2 separate regions of the Homo sapiens genome follow, and region 2 is linked to region 1. A link is a loop called in an ENCODE intact Hi-C map of the cell type or tissue named here. Cell type or tissue: endothelial cell of umbilical vein. All regions are shown on one strand. Each heading gives the region's core, and the rest is flanking DNA. Links, peaks and the distances in the headings are about the cores only. Region 1 has its middle 250 kb from the start of LINC00353. Region 2 has its middle 140 kb from the start of LINC00353.

Region 1 (10,262 bases), core at 1,221-9,220:
TTTGATCAAAGCCATTCTGCAAGTCTCTAGGGAGTTCCACACTTTCCCACATTTTCCTGTCTTTTTCTGAGCCCTCCAAACTGTTTCAACCTCAGCCTGTTACCCATTTCCAAAGTCACCTCCACATTTTCAGATACCTTTTCAGCAGCATCCCATTCTACTGTTACCAATTTACTATATTACCCTGTTTTCACGCTGCTGATAAAGACATATCTAAGACTGGGCAGTTTACAAAAGAAAGAGATTTAATGGACTTACAGTTCCACATGGCTAGGGAGGCCTCACAATCACGGTGGAAGGGAAGGAGGAGCAAGTCACATCTTACATGGATGGCTGCAGGCAAAAAGAGAGAACTTTTTCAGGAAAACTCCCATTTTTAAAACTATCAGATCTCATGAGACTCATTCACTATCACAAGAACAGCACAGGAAAGACCCACCCCCATAATTCAATCACCTCCCGCTAGGTTCCTCCCACAACATGTGGGAATTACAATTCAAGATGAGATTTGGGTGGGGACACAGCCAAACCATATCAGCTGGGACTACAGACTACCACCATGCCTGGCAAATTTGTGTTGTTGTTTTTGTGGAGATTGGGGTCTCACTATACTGCTCAGGCTGGTCTCAAAATCCTGACCGCATGTGATCATCCCACTTCAGTCTTCCAGAGTGCTAGGATTACAGGCATAGCTATCACACCTGGAATTGCATTGTAAAGTTGTTTGCATTAAGTTCATTATACACATATAAAATGATTAATTTGTTCAGAGGTGTTTACTATTTTTTTCTTTTAGATATTTTATGCAGTGTTTCTGTTTTGTGTTACCTTATTTATATATATGTGTTTATATATGTATATTATGGAGATATCTCCATTATATATATAATACATAATATATAATATATAGCTCCATTACATATATATATATTACAGATTTTGATATATATATATTATATATCTCATAATCTACTGAGCTGTTCACTTGTTAGGCCAATTGTGTGACATAATACTATATTTATCACTAACACCTAATTGTCTTGGGAATTAAAATTTTTAGAATGCTTTTTTTTTTAAAAAAATGAAAGATAATTACAAAAAGTGATCTTTATATTTTTTATCTGCTACTTGTTTTTTATTATACATTAAAGGATTGGTTTTTGTTAGGTATTTAGCACATTCAGTAGTACAATTCTGCTTCAGTTTTATTATTTAGTCTATTTCCTAGAATATGCAAGTTTGAGGGGAAAAATAATGTGAAATTAAGCAGTGCAGTGAGAAAATGTCTTCCAAAGGGTAATGCCTGTGTCTTCTGCATGGTAATAACTTCAGTGGCAGACTACTGATTATCTAATTGTGATACTTTTAATTAAATTCTGTATTCACACACCTCAAAGGGAATGTGATCACTTTTGAAGTAATACATTCACTGTTTTTCTAGTACAAACTGTGCCTAATGTTTTAATTCTTTAGTCTAAATGGGATCCTCAGAGACAGATGCAGTGCCTTCATCAAAATACATGCTCATATCCTCATGGTTGGCAGCCAAAGGGCCCTAAACCTTTGTTCCTTACTTAGGATTTTAAAAATAAAGTAAGCTCAGCTTCTTTTACTTCATTTAGATCTTGCCAAGTGCCTCAGAGAGACTTTGTTCAACTGTCATTTTCTTAATGAAGACTACGTTGCCATCTTATTTAAAACCTGATATCACCCTAATTATTAAAATCTCCATTACTCTGCTCTATATTTTCACATAGGATGTAAAACCTTCTTAAGATTTCAGTGCCATATATTTAGTTATTACATGTATTTTTGTTATCTATTGACAAGTGTCTTTTAATCTATTTTGTTTCTTTTTATATTCTAATCACTTAAGAATGTGTCTTAAGCACAAAAAATACTCTATAGATAGTCACTAAATAATCTGTCCTTAAATGAATATATTTAAAATATAATTTTAGACTTGGGTCTGAATTTGCAAATATAATATTTAGTTAAAATGATGCTATATTCTTTCCAAATAGTGATACAATATAAACGTCATAATGGCAGGAGAGTGGATTCCATTTTTAGGAAAGACATAAATCAAATTAGCAATTTATTTTCTCAACCTTAGAAACACTTCTGATTTTGAGACTTTTTTTCAGGATTATGCATTTCCTACTACCAATCTCTTTCCTGGAAACAAGTTCGACTTGAGAGCCCCATCAAATCAAGGCCTATGCTTGATTTTTTTCTTTCATCCTTAGTATTAGCACTTTACCTTATTCACCATGTTCTTAATTATTTGAATAAAAGAACCCACTTCTGAAGCTAGTACACATATAGTCATTATCAGAAAATCAGTCTTTTTTCTTTGTATTCCAAATAAAATAAAGATGTTTATTTGTTTTGATTTTATTGTGTAGGAAGTTTCTCAGCATCTTTTAATTTTTTTTTACTATTTCTAACATAAATATATCACTGAACCCACTCCCCCATCTTTTACTTATACCTCTGCCAAAAAAAGAACTTGTGATGTTATTCTACAGAAGCAATCACCTTATGATCTATCTATAACTATCATCTCTCTGTCACTTTTTTCAGAAATTGAAAGCTATGTTACCCTTCTACTTTACATTGCAAAGTCTAGGGAGGGGAGATAGAGCCATTGCAAGGTGACTTTATCATTCACAATATGTGATTATGATAGCAGTCATAAATATGCTACTTAGATCATGCATATCATCTCTTGACTCTGGTGGTAATTCCCTAAGATATTAAAACTACAACACCCAATTTTGAAAGCAGTGTATGTGGCTAGAAGTTACAATAAATTAATCAATGAAAACACATATTTCATTAAATGAGACATCATAACAAGATGGAGGATGTCAAAAGAACTGCACATGTTCTTACAATGATCTTACAAGATTCTTCAGGAAAATATATCACAAATATATGGAAAGGTTTGAAATACTAGAAATGCCACTACAGCTGTATTAGTTTCTAACAGATGCTGAAACAAAATAGCACAAACTAGTGACTTAATACACTTATTCTCTCAGTTTTGGAGTCTAGAAGTCTAAAATCAAGTTGTCAACAGGGCTATGCTCTCTTTGAAGGCACAAGAGGAAGAATCTTTCCTTACCTCTTTCTAGGTTCTGGTGATTGCCAACAAACTATGTCATTCCTTTCCTTATAGATACATCATTCTAATTTCTGCCTCCATCTTCACATAGCCTCACCTGTGTGTCTGTGTCTAAATTTCCCTCTCTTTACAAAGATAGCAATCATCGGATTGGGGCCCACCCTAAAAAAAGTATGACTTTATCTTAATGATCTCTGCAAAGACCCTATTTCCAAATAAGATCACATTTACAGGTGATAGAATTAGAAGTTTGACATATTTTTTTTTCAAGAGACGAAATTCAACCAGAAATGGTGGCCTATGACTCAAAATGTCAATTATTCCTTCTGTGGAAGAAATTTCAATATATTCATATTTTAGCCCTGGCTACTCTCTTTATCTCCTGTCTGGTGCCCGACACTCTGTTTGTAGAGTTTTATGGGGATAGGGATAAAGTCATAGGGAAAAGAGGTGAGCAGAATTAGACATTCTGGCTGAAGTTTGGTTCTGGTGCTGGAATCTCTGGGTAAATTTAGGTAAAGTTGTTGCCCAAAGAGGCTACAAGCTAATTAAATTCATTAAATAAAAGCTGTATTTAAAGCCATTACCAAGGAAAAGTACTGATGTTCAAAACCACTGAATTATTATAGCTGTTCAGGAGCAGACTACAGGATGAAAAAAAAAAAAAAAAAAAAAAACGGAAATAAAGCCCAAAGTTGACAAGAGAGAAAAATGGAAAAATTTTAGGAAATGGAGTATGTTTATGAATTGTTTTTGACCTGGACAGCCTGGGTTTTACTTTGACCAGACATTGTCTTGTATACGAGTTGTTCATTACTATACTGCATTTAGATCTGGTAGCTCTCAAGCTATATTTTCAATATAAGAATATTTTTAAATAAATGAGCACACTGTCATCTAAATAGCAACTTATCAAAATGAATGTCATACGTATGACCTAAAAATGAAAAGCTTGATTTAATCAGTTTCTATTTTATGATTAAAAATAAAACCATGCCTTCTCTCTTCTAACTTCTATTTTCCAGACAGTTGTTAAGTAAGTTTTTGTGTGCCTTTCCTTTCCTGTTTTCTTTCCCATTGTCCTCATCCCAAATCAGCTTTTCTGTACCTCTCACTCTGACTCTTGTAAAGGCTTGATTGACAATTAGCTTGCCAACACCAGTTGTTTTTTCTGCTCTAATTCACCCTTTAAAGTTCCACTTGAAGATTGATCTCTCTAAAACACATCTCTGATCAAAATCCCCTGATTAAATTAAGCTAAAAAAAACCTCTTCAGAGTGTTTCAAAATGTGATCTAAACCACTTTCCATTGGTAGTATCTACTCACTATTTATAACCTTTGTGAAAATAAACATGGCTTATGCTTTCCCTTCCTCATGCATTTACATCCTCTAGAAATAATGTGTCATCTACATTTCCGTTTGTTAAAATCCTTCCTGTTTTCCACGATTTGGCCAGAGAATAATAATGTTTCATTGCTCACACAAATGCTGTGGAAAAGTCCATCAACACTACCCATGTATTAATCTATCCTTTAAATCAATTCAATTTATTCTTGCAGAAATCAATTCTCACAGAAATCAATCTGTGATATTCTGCAAGTGTCGTTTCACATGCAGGTTATTTACATAGTGTTTTGTAGTTACGGACTTCTAATCTAAGGTTTGTGCAATCCTCCATCTCACTTAATTCCTGCTATTAGTTTTAATATACTGGATTTTTGAAAATTTGCTTTGCTAAACATGGAAATTGTTTTCTCATTTTGAAAATATGATGGATTTCCTTATTCTAGAGATCATAGAGGTAGTCTTCAGACAAAAATATGAGACATACTTTGTGAATTTATATCTTGAAATGAGTGTTTCAAAGATTTGGTTAGTATTTGGCAAATACTATCAAAAAATGGTAACAGTATTACCTTCTTACATTTATGGAAGACATCCTGATATCTACATGATGATAATGCTATATGATGAAGGTAGTTTAGTGAGGGAGCATGATCTCCAAAGAATGTTTTGACATGGTTTAAATGTGTGTCTCCTCTGAATCTTATGTTGAAATGTAATCCCTAATGTTGAAAGTGGGGCCTAGTGGGAGGTATTAGATCATGGAGGCAGATCCGTCATGAATGGCTTAGTGCTATTCTCTTGGTGATGAGTAAGTTTTTGCTCTGGTAGTTCAGCAAGATCTAGTTGCTTAAAAGAGTATGGCACCTCCCCACTTTCTCTTCTTTCTCCCTATCTCACCATATGCTGTGTCTGCTCCTGCTTTACGTTCTGCCATGAGTAAAAGTTCCAAGGCCAAGATGGAACAATTTGTAATGGCTTTTAGAAGCAAGGAAATGTTGACCACTTTTTCATCTTAAGGGGGATAACATTTAAATGAATAAATAGGTTTTGCTTGAGTATTTGAGTAAAAACATGTATTTAGAAGGATGCTTCTCTGAAAAGCACATGGGCTTAGAGTTGTAAGGAGTACTGGCAAAGGCTGACAGGGTGAGTGGAGAGTGGGAAATCTGGTTGCAGGTGAAGACTTGTGGAAGATGTTTCCAGTGCAACTTGTGATAAGGAATGATTACTATGGAAGATTTATTATCTGATAATCAAGGAAAATAGGAATTACATTCATAGTAAAATTATAAGATTACTAGAGTAACATCAGGGGGTAGTATGACAGAATTGAGATTCCTAGAAATTAGAAAACCACATTTTGTTAATCAGTGAAGGAGAAGAAACCCAAAGATCAGCCATTGAAGAGCATGCTCAGTCCCAATTCCTGCTATCCTTTCAAATAACCATAAATATTTATTCTATAACACATACTTTACATAGACACAACCAAGTGATACAAGTTGAAAGATATTTAGCATTCTGTATCCAGTGCTTGTACCTTTACCTTTCCTCAAATGTAACATTCTGCAATAATTATCAGAAAGATGTTATCAATTAAAGGCTATAAGGAGGAGCATAACTCAGGCACCATGTATGTAAATAATAAAGGAATCAAATTACATGGGTCCAAATTGATTAAAGGTGTGTGTCTCAAAGTGTCTTATGAGATCTAGAAAACATGTCTCCTTTATATTAAAAAAGAGCATTATCTTTCCTCTTCCACCAATACTATCACTTTTAAATAGTATGAATAATATTTTTAGCTCACATATTCTATGTCAAATGTAACCAAGAGAGGAATAAATTAGCAACATACATAATCATTACTACTGATTAATATACACTGAGACGTATGAGATCTAGAGAACATATCTCTTTTAAATTAAAAAAAACTTCTTCAGCATTATTTTCCATCCTCCAGAAATATGATCTTTTTGAATACCAAGAAAAATATTTTTAGCTCACATTTTCTATGTAAATCTAGCCAAGAAAAGGAGAAATTAGGAACATATATAATCATTACCACTGATTAACTTTCTGATGCATGAAGACTAGAAAATAATTTTTTATCTAAAAATCAATCACAATTTTTAATTAACGTATTTAATAAAACCATTGTTCCAACAACTGAGAAAATATTTTGCAAAATGTCTCAAAAAGAGAGAAAGTTGGAAAAATAATAGGAAAGTATAAAATTATCTATTCTTAGACATATAGAAACAAAATGCAAAATAGTATACTGGACTGACAACTGCGAGCTTCTTCCAAAAAGCACCGAAACAATCTGTTGATCAATCAAAGGGAAGTTATGTAACCTAATAAAGTAAGGGAGAAACTAGACTGTGTGATTTTACAGTGGTGTTTGTAAGGTAGGCAATGGCCTGGTATTAGGTTGCTTTTGTGACATGCTAGCTTTGACCAGGTGGACACGGAAAGTAGAGGGAGCCTGCATGAGCAAGCTGGCAGTCTTCATGATGCATCTGTTTTATTTGATTCAGACCTATGCTCCAAGGTCAAATATATTTATTTTGGAGGTAATAGCTAAGATATTTCTGCTTGTTCTCACTTTTTTTTTTACCAATGGGGAAAAGATTATATTTGTTTCAGTTCTCAGTATTCAGCGCAAATCAGAATTAGGAGCTCAGCAATTTATTATTTACAAAAAGCAATGGGCGATTTTCTTATATGCAAAGTGAGAGCAAGGCTCTCTATCCGATCAGCAGTTGTAGATATTAAAAGTAATAACGTGTAAAATTTCTGAAAAATAGTGCTCACCAAAGTTTTATTTTATTACACCCACATGCATATACATATATGGTATATATCCAGTAGAAAAATCCATTAGATGTCGGCCGGGCACTATGGCTCACGCCTGTAATTCCAGCACTTTGGGAGGCCAAGGCGGGCGGATCACGAGGTCTGGAAATCGAGACTGAGACCATTCTGACTAACACGGTGAAACCCCGTCTCTACTAAAAATACAAAAAATTAGCCGGGCGTGGTGGCGGGCGCCTGTAGTCCCAGCTACCTGGGAGGCTGAGGCAAGAGAATGGCGTGAACCCAGGAGGCGGAGCTTGCAGTGAGCCGAGATCGCACCACTGCACTCCAGCCTGGGTGACAGAGTGAGACTCCCTCTCAAAAAAAAAAAAAAAAAAAAGAAAAGAAAAGAAAAATCCATTAGATGTCATTTATGTTATAACAAATATTTTTATAAGAATGATAGATATTGTAAAAATATGACCACTATATGTAAGAAAAACATAAAAACAATTACTGATTATTGCACCACCCAAGATGAATATTTAACAATTGTTTTGTTGTCTTCCATCTGCATCTGTATATGAATCTATCTGTAATTTATCTATATAAATATTTATATAACCAGACTTTTAAAAATACTGTCTTCACTCTTTTTCTAATACATTTCCTTTTTAAAATATATATGTATCCGAATTTTATTCTAGTTTATTTTATTCTAGTTTATTTTGCTACTCTATTCCTTATCACCACTGATAAAAATGTAGTGTGTACTTTTTTCTTTTTTTAAATACAAATACTCTTGCTATGATTATAATTTTGCCTGTATTTTGATATACATTCTAAAAAGTCTTTAAGTGATCTGAGTAAAATTTAGTCACAGGGCATGTACACTTTCAAATAAACTAAAATTTTTCAAATTATTCCAGATAATTACTTACTTTCCCCAGCCGCATATTAAAGTTCTTTTTGCTCCACATCCTTGCCAAAGTTAGACCCTAAAAATTGTTCTGTTTCTAATGGAGATGAAATTACATCTCATCATAATTTTTATTGAAATTTCTTATTTCTCCTGAAGTTGAACATCCATGAATATGTTTATTTACCATTTGTATTTTCTATTCTGTTGATGACATGTTTTTAACTGTTTCCAGTTTTTCTAGTGAGTTGTTAATATCTTGATACTGATTTGTAGAAGTTGTTTACTTATGTTCTGGTCACTAATATTTGTTAGCTGTACATTTGCAAATGTATTTTTAGTAAGTGGCTTTTTTCTTTTTCAAGATGTCTTTTCATAAACAGAATTTTATATTTTAATATAAAAATGTATTTATTTTAAATGTTTGTGCTGCTTTTAGTGTTATTTAAGAAATACATTAACTAATCTTTTTGGCCATAGCTCTAACTTTATTAATTTAAATCCTTCTTTAAGCTCTAGCAACTGAACTTTTGTGTGTGGGAAAAAATATTCTGATGCTCCCTTGTAAATAGATAATTAATTGTTCCAGCACCATTTTGTGAAAATATGAGTTTTTTCCAATTGCCTGCAATATAAATGTAGGTTCTCAGGTGTGTTACATTGCCATATTTATCTATTCCTGTGTAAATACCACATTTCCTCATTACTGTACTTTGATAATATGTCTAGCTTTTTGGTAAGGAAATTCTATAATCTTGTGCTTCTTCTAAACATGATTAGTTTTCTTGTTCTTCTGTTTTTCCCTAGAATCAACATTTCAAGTCTCATGAAAAATTCTCTCCGCATTTTGATTAAAATTGCCCTAGTTTCATAGATTAGTTCGAGGAAGAAATGACAATTTTACCGTACTGACTCTTCCTACCCATGAACGTGGTTATCATTCTACTAATTAGGTCATCTATATATTTTTCTGAAATTTCTTCATAAATATTATAGAAGTCCATTGTTAGATTTATCGTTGTACCACTTATAATTTTGATTTTATTTAAATAATTTAATTTTATAAACTATATATTCTAGTGCTTTAAGACTGGAGCATATCAATGCAATTTTTAAAATTAATTAAAATCAGACCAAAAATCTGTTGCAGTCTATTTTCATATTTAATACTCTGTACCTTTTTCCTGGGTTTCCTGAGTAGACAATCAGAATAAATAATAATAACGCTAGGCAGTTATTGTCCTACTCTCTCAAGTGAATCTGACCTACATGCTTTTTAGTTTAACAATTATGATATATACAATGAACTGCATATCCATACACTTTAGTATAATTTATTGAGTCAACAAAACAATCTGACTAGTTAGATTTAGTTTACATATAAAGAAACTAAACCATAGCAACTTGTTCAAAGCAACGAAGCTGGTATATGTTAGAGTTAGTATGTAAAACCAGGCACGTGGGTCAGAAAGTCAACACTTCTAGCCCCTTTGTTATACTTCTTCACACTGCATATTAAATGTCTATAGAGTTGCTATGGGTACAGATAAAAGTGATTTGTTCCTGTCAAATATGTGGGATTTTTAGACAAACACACAAGCATATGTTCTAAGAGAGGTCCAAACAATGTTAGAGTGCCACATCTAGGTGAAATTTGTGGAGTAGGTGGCATTTATTTCATTTGTTGAAGATGTATTCATTTTCTGCACTCCATACCAGTCTACCTGCGTCCATTGCTTACTGTGAGATTTATATTTTACAGGGAGATTTAAATTGTTATAGTGACAGAAAATAAATTTAGAGGTGATAGACAATGATAGTACAATATGAAAGGGACTTTATATATAAATATATGCATATAAATTTCTCTAGATTGTGTGTGTGTGTGTGTGTGTGTGTGTGTGCCTGTGTGTACATAAACTTCACTGGGCTTGAGTTTTTTTAGTTACTGAGATGGAATCAATAGTCCCCTACAATTTTGAAATTTAGATGACAAAAATATTTCTCTAGTAACTTTAGTAACTCATAAAGACCAGGAATTCAAAGGTTTGAGACAGAGGAGGGC
Region 2 (10,262 bases), core at 968-8,967, 100 kb after region 1:
TCTGCTGGGAACATGCTGGACTAGAAACTTCTCTGACACAGCTCTTGTGGATTATGGGCTTCTGGGCTAAATGATATTAAGCTAGGCTGTGTTGAAAACGCCCTATCAGTTAGTTGAATATTGTGGTGCATCATCACATTTAGCCTTATTAAAATTCGCTGATACAGAACACTGGAAGGCATTGCCACACATGACATTAACTGAAAGTGGGTCAACTTGGTTCTTACCAGTCTATTACACAAAATTTCTATGAAAATTGCTATTATTGTTGGTTAGATTCCAATTATTCATAATATCCATGAAATGGTTAGGACAATTTTCTGCTTAATATTGCTCTTCAGAATAATAGCAAGCTATAGAGCACAATGATAATTTCCTTAAGAAAGTAATTTCCAGAGAGTTATTTCTGGGCAATGTAGTCTTTGAGTTCATAAAAGTAAACACATGCATCCACTATATATATACACACACACATATATATTTATATGTATATATACATATAGACACACACTTATAAACACACATATTCTAACAAACCATAGGGAAGTTAAGTATAAAATAATTTTATTTAATTATAACATAGAACTATCATTAAATGCTGGCAGTCCTCACTTTGAATAGTATTATATTAACTGAAACTGGTGCAAATCAGAATTGTGTCTTTGCCTTGCACAGTTCCATGAAAACAAATTACCATAACTCGTGGAAAAGTGGGTGTCTATAGGCGCTAGGCTATAAATTTGGTTTACAAAAATTCCTGTGTTTTCCTTAAGTCACAAGATGGTTTAAATCCCTCTTTCCATATTATTTCAGCATATCTATATCACTTTAATCTACTGGTCCTGGTAATTCTAGTTTTATTCCTCTGTCTCCTGTTCCTTCTACACTACCAATACCATTGATTGAAAATTCTTTAAATTAAGAATCTTTGTCTTATTCTTTCTTGAATTTTAGCACAATAATTTAATATATTTTTGTCATGACCATATTCTTTTGATTTTTGTTATAATATTTTCTCTGAATATAATTTAACCATATGTAACTGTAGATACAAAAACAGCTTATTGTATTATAGCTCATTATTTTCATTATGTATTATAAATTCAGACATTCTATAACCCATTAATCATTCATGTTAGGCATAAATAATTATTTGTGAGCATATTACTAGTATATTTTAATTAATGTCAATAAGATGTTTGTCATATTTCGATCTAATTTTACCTCTTCCCTATTGCATTTTTAAAAATATACATATGACAAAACTTGAATACTGTTTTTTGTTTTCCACATGTTATTTCCTATTCTTTTACAAAAATGTGTGATTATATAATCTAGCAATTTTTCTTTTATTAAACCAACCTTGGACAGGCAAAATACTGCCTCATCAGTGGTCTCCATCATAGTCCACCGATCCCATATTTTTCCACTCTGTTGTGTGCACGTACTCAACACTTCTCAAAAATTATTTATCACATTATTATGAAACCAGGCAAAAGTCAATGGCACAGGTGCCTGCAGATACTAGTGGTTTATATCTCAAGAACATTCTGTGGCATCTTGCGCTCATAAGTTCTGCAGAGAAGTTCACTTTGAGAATAAAAGTTGATATATGCAAACTAGCTAGAAATATCTCAGAAGAGGAAGGCCAGATCCCAGACTCATTATGAGCCAAATAGGGAAGCAGAATGAAAAGAGAGGTGAAAAGTTTTCATGGGATTATATGGGGGAAAAACAGAGGGGTGCATGTGTGTGCGTGTGTGTGTGTGTGAGAGAGAGAGAGAGAGAGAGAGAGAGAAATCATACAAATTTAAACTAAAACTCAAGATAGAAATTTGAGGTAGGAATAATGTCCATCTACTTTGACCAAAAAGTATTAATTTAAATGTAATATTCAGGTTTTTCTTCCTTAGAAATTCTTGTTCAGAGCTTACTTACTTTGAAGCTTTCACTTGAGTTAATGAAGTACCGGAGCTGGTTTTAAATTTGATGTCTAATTCCCGGTATTTTATAATATTGTATTTAGTGTGAACAGGAAAATTGACTTGAATTTTTTAATGTTTATTTATTTATTTGAGACAGTCTCGCTCTGTTGCCAGGCTAGAGTGCAGTGGCTTGATCTCGGCTCACTGCAACCTCCGCCTCCCGGGTTCAAGCGATTCTCCTGCCTCAGCCTCCCGAGTAGCTGGGATTACAGGCGCCTACCACCACACACGGCTAATTTTTGCATTTTTAGTAGAGACAGGATTTCACCATGTTGGCCAGGCTGGTCTCGATCTCCTGACCTCGTGATCCTCCCTCCTTGGCCTCCCAAAGTGCTGGGATTACAGGCATGAGCCATCATGCCCGGCCTGAATGTTCTATTAATTTATAAACCTTTCTAAAAAGTTGAAAACATAAAAAATATAATCCACAATTCTACTATTCAGGCACAACTTTGTTTACTCTCTAGACATTTGTAACTTTACGTTTATTTCATGTTTTCTCTCTCTCTCTTTTTCTCTTCTTGTTGCTATCATGTACACAAATTATTCTGAATTTTTATTTAATTTTAAAATATTAAAATTTCAACATGCTACTCTATTTTGATGGCAGGACTTCTACATGATATATATTTTGAGAATATTACTTATTCTATGTTCAAAATATTTTGTCATATTATAATTTTGTGATATAGTGAATGAACATTTAAATGATCCTTTTTGCATACAGTATGTAAAAGCATTAATTATGATGAATCTGCAGAGGTAGGGTTTAGAGATCAAAATATGTTAACCTTTATATGTTCTTGAATTTTATTTTCAAACTGTTCAACAAATTGTTTTTCAAAAATTATCACTATCGTTTGATAACAAGTCTAGTCATTCTTTAACATGCCTGCTCACATCTCTCTCTCTCATCTATATCATAAATAATTATATTTCTTGTTTTAAATTCCTGCACGTCTCAATTACTAATGAGATGATATTTTGGATATGAATCCTACTGGATTCAGTATTGTAATTTCTTGGAAAGATTTTAAAGGGGAAATAAAAACTGGTTCTATTCCTTGGTTAGTGTAAAGAGAACACACACACACACACAATTTTAAAATTTCTTAATAAATTGCCTAGAGAAAGACACATAAATTGTTAGGTGCAAGATTGACAAAAAAGAATGTAGGAGCTGATATAAGCAAATAAACAGAGCTTTCTTCAGCTCACAGGTCATTGGGGAAACATGCCACTGTTGGTGTTCCTTTCTCTTCACGGTAGTGCATCGATAAATACAGAAGATGCCACACCCACCATATATTAAGATTCACATCAATACTCAGGAAGGAATCAAACAGTCTTAGTCTTAATATAACACATTTTGAAAAATGCAAAATATTCTTACCATCAAAACAAACTGAGTAATAACATGGACACCACTGTCCCCAGCAACCCCACAGCATATTGGGAGAAAGAGGAGGCAAATCTCACTGCACCAGTAACTCTGACTTCAGTTTTCTAGCATCCTAGGAAGTCCATTTATTCATAACTCATCCTTGATTGTGATTTAAGGCTTCTTGATTTGAGGCATTCTGAGTCAGATTCATACATTAATAATCACGATCAAAGCGTTCACCTAGTCCGTAGGGATCAGCATGGCTCCCTAATCCAGGGGTCCTAGTCATTTTGTGGGCACCTAATCATGGCTACTAATTCCCTTCTCATCTAAAATTTTTAGAAGGGTTTCTTTTTCCAGCACTGAATACTGCCTGATACTATTGACAGTCTTGTCACTTAATCAGAAAATATTATAACAATAATAAATGTAGTGTAAAAGGATGGATATGTATATAACAGGCGAAGTTTAACAAAAATACAGCATAACATGTACTATTTTATGGAAAATGCTTTATATTGTTTATCACTTATTTTAAGCAGGAAATTAACATGTAAGTAAGTTTTAAACATAATCTATAAAGAAATTTGTGGAATGTGGCCAAAGCTAAATTCATGAGCAAACCACAAGGTAAAATGGTGTTAACTAAAAATTGTCAATGTAAATATTCATTAGTTAGCCTTCTAAAGCCAGTCAAACATAGAAAATCAAAGATAAAACGAATGTAAGCAATTGAAATAAAAGATTACAAAAACGAAGTAATTCATTAAAAAATAGAGACAATAGGTTGATAATTACATACTAGGGAAACTATGTTTTCCAGTGTCAAGAAGAGAAAACACGAATGCTAGACTTTAAGATAAGAAGGGAATAATATTGTAAAAGGCTTATATAGTTACTAAAATCCAAATTGCAAGAAATAAAAATCAGGTAACCAATTTTAAAATGTTCAAACTCAACACATACAAAAATAAAATAATGATGTATCATAGTTTATTAAATTGCTGAACATTTTTACACAGGGATAAGCAAGGTTTGTGTATCTGAAAGATAAACATATACTTATAAAGTTGTTGGAAAAATAAATTTACACATAAAGCCTAGATAATTTGATAAGCAGAAGTTAAACTAACAAAATCTGAACAAAGACAAGCAACAAAATTTCTCATCTTAAAGTCTATTTTGATTGATATACACTGAGGAAATTTTGAATATAGGCCCTGTATTCCTTGGAATTGCTTCAATTGGAAAGCTAAATTTCAAATATGGATAAATTATTTAATGAATAAGCTTCAGCTATTTAAATAGCTACTATGTAACTGTTAATACAAAATGTTTTGAAAACATTTAATGGCATGCAAAAATGTTTACAATTTACTGAAAACCATGGTGGAGACCACATAGGCCCATTTTTAAGAATAAAACAATCGGCTGGGTGCGGTGGCTTACACCTGTCATCCCAGCACTTTGGGAGGCCGAGGCGGGTGGATCATGAGGTCAGGAGATCGAGACCATCCTGGCTAACACGGTGAAACCCCGTCTCTGCTAAAAATACAAAAAATTAGCCAGGTGTGGTGGCGGGTGCCTGCAGTCCCAGCTACTCGGGAGGCTGAGGCAGGAGAATGGCATAAACCCAGGAAGTGGAGCTTGCAGTGAGCTGAGATCGCGCCGCTGCACTCCAGCCTGGGCGACAGAGCGAGACTCTGTCTCAAAAATAAATAAATAAATAATAAATAAATAAATAAATAAATAAATATAGATAAAACAATCACACACATACATTAACAGTATTTTTAAACTAATTTTATTTGAAGTTATCCCTGGTCAATAAGGTTTATAATGATTTATAAATGTATTCATTTTATGTTTTTCTATGCTATCCTGTTCCTAATTAAGATCATATTATTTTATAAGATAATGCTTATTGTCAAAAGTTCTTATCCTGTCATCTTCTGAAAGCTGGTTTCTGTGCTTATTAATAGAGCAACATGGAAAATAGTTTTTCTCACATCGAGAAAGCACCACTCCCCACTACGTATCTTTCCCTCTCCTTTAGGAATCATGCTGAGAAGACTCCTTAGTGTACATGTCTCATCGACCTTTGGAGATTAATTTTGAAAAGAGAATTTTTATGTCAGTACATGAATTCCTTGTCAGTAAAAATGAAACTGTGCGTCAATGGATTTCTATTCCAGATGACTGAGCAAATTACCAGCTGTGTGACTTTAATATCTCAACATCTCAACTTCATTTCTTAAGCTTTAAAAAGAGAGTTAGAGAAGATAATCTCGAGAATTTCTATTACTGGAATCTCATGCTCGATATTGGGAAAGGGAGACGGCGGTTTTTAGATGCTGTAAATAGTACTTCAGTAAACCTCCATCTACATGGATTCCTGCACATCAGGATTCTTTTCTCTCCTGGGTAGGATCCTGACATGGGATTTTTGGACCACAGGAGATTATATACAAATATACATGCATATGTATCACATATAACATACGTAATATATAAGGTCATTAATACAACACAATTACAATAATAAATTAATATTATTAAATATTTAATACATGTTAGCATATTTCTTTCTGAAAAGGTTACAGCTTGTTAAGTTCTACCAATGTATATGGAAGTGTCTTCTTCCTTACAATAGATGCCAGAAAATCAAGTTAAATTATTATTAATACATGTTGGCATATTTATTTCTGAAAAGGCTAGTGCTTGTTAAGTTCTACCAATGTGTATGGAAATGTATTCTTCCTTACAATAGCTGCCAGAAAATCAAGTTAAATTATTATCTTTCCTAATTGTTGCCATTCTGAAGACTATACAATTATGTTGTATATTTTCTTCATTTTTATTTGCCTATGGAGTAGTGATTCTGAGCAGCTTCTCCTATTTTCTTGCCCAGCTCTCCTCTGAACTGTCTACTCATATTCCTCCTTACTTCCAGTTAAGAACTATGGATCACTGTTTTTGGAAGAGTTGTGATGGCACTAGAAGATTCTGATTCAAAATCAGAGCTTTACAGAGAGCATGATGGTGGTTACCACAGGCTGGGAGTAGCGGGAAGGGGAAGATGTTGGTCAAAGGATACAATGTTTCAGTTAGACAGGAGGAATAAAGGATAAGTTTTTGAGGGGATGAATTGTTAATTAGCTTGATTCAATCATCCCACATTTGTTTGTGAGTGCGTGTGTATGTATGTGTGTGTGTGTGTATATATATATATAGATATACATATACATATATATATAATAGCATCACTTTGCACCCCATAAATATATAGAATTATAATTCTCCAATGTGAAATGGAAAAATAGCACTGTAAAAGTAATTATAATTATTTTATTTAGTTAAAAATTAAAATAAGGATTATATTTTATGGATATAAATGGGAATAAATTTTGCTCAAGCTATTTCCTGCATATATTGGTCACTTACGTGCTACTGTCAGATCTATACACACACACACACACATACACACTCCCACAAGCATAGAAATAATATATATAAATACTTTGCACACAGTTTTACATACAAAACTATATGCAATGTCAAACCACATTTTAGTAGACTGATGCAAAGATATGGTACAGAGAGCATGACAGAGAACTAGAACCTGAAGAAAAATATGGCCCAAGACTTTTTCCCAGTTGTGGAGTTCCTAATTGACGATTAAGGACGGTGAGACTGCAACAAAACCTTTAAGAACAGAGTGAAATAAAGGTTAGCTACACAATCATGCAAAAACAGGTAAAATGTGTTTATGGAAGCACGGAGCTGACCAAGAACTAGGAAAGGGGAGGGGTAGAAAAAACAGAGGGACAAGGAGAAGGAAATAGAACATGGTAAGATAAATGAAGTCTGAGGAAAAATACAGCCAGAGACAAACTCCCAGCTGCAGGGTTTCTACTTGACTCCAAGATCAGGGTTTTCTACAGAACTAGTATATTTTAAGAGTATCTTGTTGGTACAACATAAACTTTCCTTGGTACATCTCTTGCTACACATATACCTTGAGTGAATAATGTGGGGAAAAATAATAGAAAGGACCCTTATTCTGTGTCTCAGTCAAGAACAAGGAGAAAACGTGGCTGTGAATGCAAAGTGAATGTGATTTAAGGAAAAACAGGGAATTGAGAGCCAGAAATGGATAAATTGCTATTTTAGGCATCTTACATTTTAAGTGGAAGAAATCTTGGTAGTTTGAAATGCAGAACTAGTCTTGTAATGAAGATCAGGAGAGGATATATTGGCACGGAGTTATTGTTTCATTGGGTGACAGTGGGAAGTGCTCCTGAACAAAGAATTTCCGAAAGAGCGAGAGCTTCAGGTAACATCCAGATTATGAAGTCAATACTGAAATGATGGTTTTGAGATAAACACCTTTTAAATCATTAAAATTATAAAATTCTGTTCAGTACATATGTGATGGTTAATACCAAGTGTCACCTTGATTGGATTGAAGGATGCGAAGTATTGTTACTGCGTGTGTCTATGAGGGTGTGGTCAAAGGAAATGAACATTTGTGTCAATGGACTGGGAAAGGCGGGACCACACTCAATCTGGGTGGGCACCATCTAATCAAGCTGCCAGCACAGCTAAAATACAGCAGGCAGAAGAAAAGTGGAATTAGCAGACTTGCTGAGTCTTCTAGCCTTCATCTCTCTCCTATGCTACATGCTTCCTGCCCTCAAAAGTCAGGCTCCAAGTCCTTCAGCTTTTGACTCTTGGATTTACACCAGTGGTTTGCCAGCAGTTCTCGGGCCTTTGGCCAAAGACTGAAGACCGCACTGTTGGTTACCCTGCGTTTGAGGTTTTGGGACTCAGACTGGCTTACTTGCTCCTCAGCTTGCAGACGGCCTATTGTGGGACTTCACCTTGTGATAATGTGAATTAATAAACTCCCCTTCATATATAAATCTAGCCTATTAGTTTTTCTGTCCCTCTAGAGAAACCTAATACAACATATCTAGTACTTAATATAGTTTTTAACATTAAAATTGGGAAGACATGTGGTAAATAGAAAGAACCCAAGAATGTTCCAAAAATGGCTTCATTCCCCAGGCTGGCAAACAAATACGGTGCTTTTTGTTTCTGTTTTTCTGAGATTTAAGAACATTATCTTTGTGCAATTTTATTGATTACCACATGAGAGAAAAATAGGAACACTTATAATGAGAAATCTAAAACATTACTATATAAAGGGGAAACTACTATTCTTTGATGTCTTTGCAGAGATAAAATTATTCAAGTATTTAATAAAAACTATGTTTTCAAAGGCATGTTATTTGTGGATTCAATAATGAAATTCAAAAATAGAAATAGTGATTGTATTTCAAGTAGTGAATGCAAATGTTCTCAGTGACATCTGTTTCCATTGTTTTATTAGCATATACGTTTTAATTCCATTCTAAAAGTATGCATTTATATTCTCAAAGTTATCTTTTTAAATTTTTTCTTTATATTGTCTGTCAGTAGAGAGAGTAATGATGTGTATTATTTGCAATCTATTGGCATATTAAGGCGACAACAAAGAGTCGTAGTATATGTATAGAGTCCTGGTACAACATTTATTAAAGCTAACATTGTTATGTGCTCCAATCTTTATATTGTAACTTTTGTTTTGAAAATGTTAGCTGTTTATTTCCATAAAATAAAATAAATAATCCCAATACATTATGTGAACGTCTTTAAATTCCCAAGAGCTATGATTGTTTTTTCCATTTTACACAGCAATAACTTTATTGATTTCAAGAATAAATGAATATATCACTTTAGAAATTATTAGATTTATAGTAAAAGAAATACTTGTCTCCTAATAAAAACTCATACATAATAATTCTTCACTTATAAACATGATGTACTACTCTACACTTTTTCTCTGATTTTCAAATTTGCTAAATATACCAAGAACATTAATCAATGTGCTATTCTTAAAATGTTAAATTTTTTAAAGTACTATATGAACACTGTAATTTTCTCCAAAAATGTTGGGTACATTAAATAACCAAGGCTAGTGGCCTTTCAAATAAGTTTTTTTATTAATATAATGAACTATTAAAATTTAATATTTTATTGTAATATAATTTTAAATATATGACTAATAAAAATAAAATAATTAATATTAACAGGTAATATTTCATTTAATAATAGAGATATTAATAAATATTAGTTTCAGATAAATCCATAACTAAACTTTAATGCTCATAAAATAACTCATAGTAACATACATCAGTTATGTTAATATAAATCAGTTTATAAGGCAAAATAATGTGAAACAACACTTATTTCATATTAGTGATATGGTTTGGGTGTCCCCACCCAAATCTCACTTTGATTGTAACAATTCCCGCCATCCTGTGTCAAGGGCAGGGCCAGGTGGAGATAACTGAATCTTGGGAGTGGTTTCTCCTATACTGTTCTCATAGTGAATATATCTCATGAGATCTCATGGATCTCATATATTTATAAGTGGGAGTTCCCCTGCACACACGCTCTTTCCTGCCGCCATGTAAGACATCCTTTTGCTCTTCCTTCATCTTCCTCCATAATTGTGAGGCCTCCTCAGCCATGTAGAACTGTGAGTCCATTAAACCTCTTTCCTTTATACATGACCCAGTCTTGGGCATGTCTTTGTTAGTACCCTGAGGACAGACTAATACAAATAGGTATAGTAAAGAAACGCTTCTTGAATACGATATAAAAATTTGCTATCCTGAGATTAAGAATGTGAGTCAACCAAATGAAAGAGTGAAGACACCCAGCAAAATTCTTTAACTTTTAATGTGATTTCTGGGCAGTGACTGTGTTCTGTCTTCATTTTTGAATAGTCCTCTTCAGTAACTGAAAAACACCTCTATTTCACAAGCTTTTGTTCTTAGTATATT

Evidence for each region. A loop is a pair of places that touch in the nucleus more often than their neighbours do. Peaks named below come from ENCODE experiments on the same cell type or tissue, not always from the same donor. Only the 100,000 strongest peaks of a DNase experiment are listed, where the experiment ranks them.
Region 2: it touches region 1 in a loop (19-fold over the local background); 1 of 110 quality-filtered maps calls a loop at or near these places.

What each region holds. Positions count from the first base shown.
Region 1 is chr13:89,807,322-89,817,583 of GRCh38, reverse strand. No RefSeq gene overlaps it. Among named protein-coding and RNA genes, the nearest start is that of LINC00353, 250 kb to the right of the region's middle. In endothelial cell of umbilical vein, for the core only: no CTCF peak of the experiment used is centred there; a DNase peak (open chromatin) is centred at 4,503; H3K27ac peaks cover 698 bases.
Region 2 is chr13:89,703,458-89,713,719 of GRCh38, reverse strand. No RefSeq gene overlaps it. Among named protein-coding and RNA genes, the nearest start is that of LINC00353, 140 kb to the right of the region's middle. In endothelial cell of umbilical vein, for the core only: no CTCF peak of the experiment used is centred there; no DNase peak of the experiment used is centred there.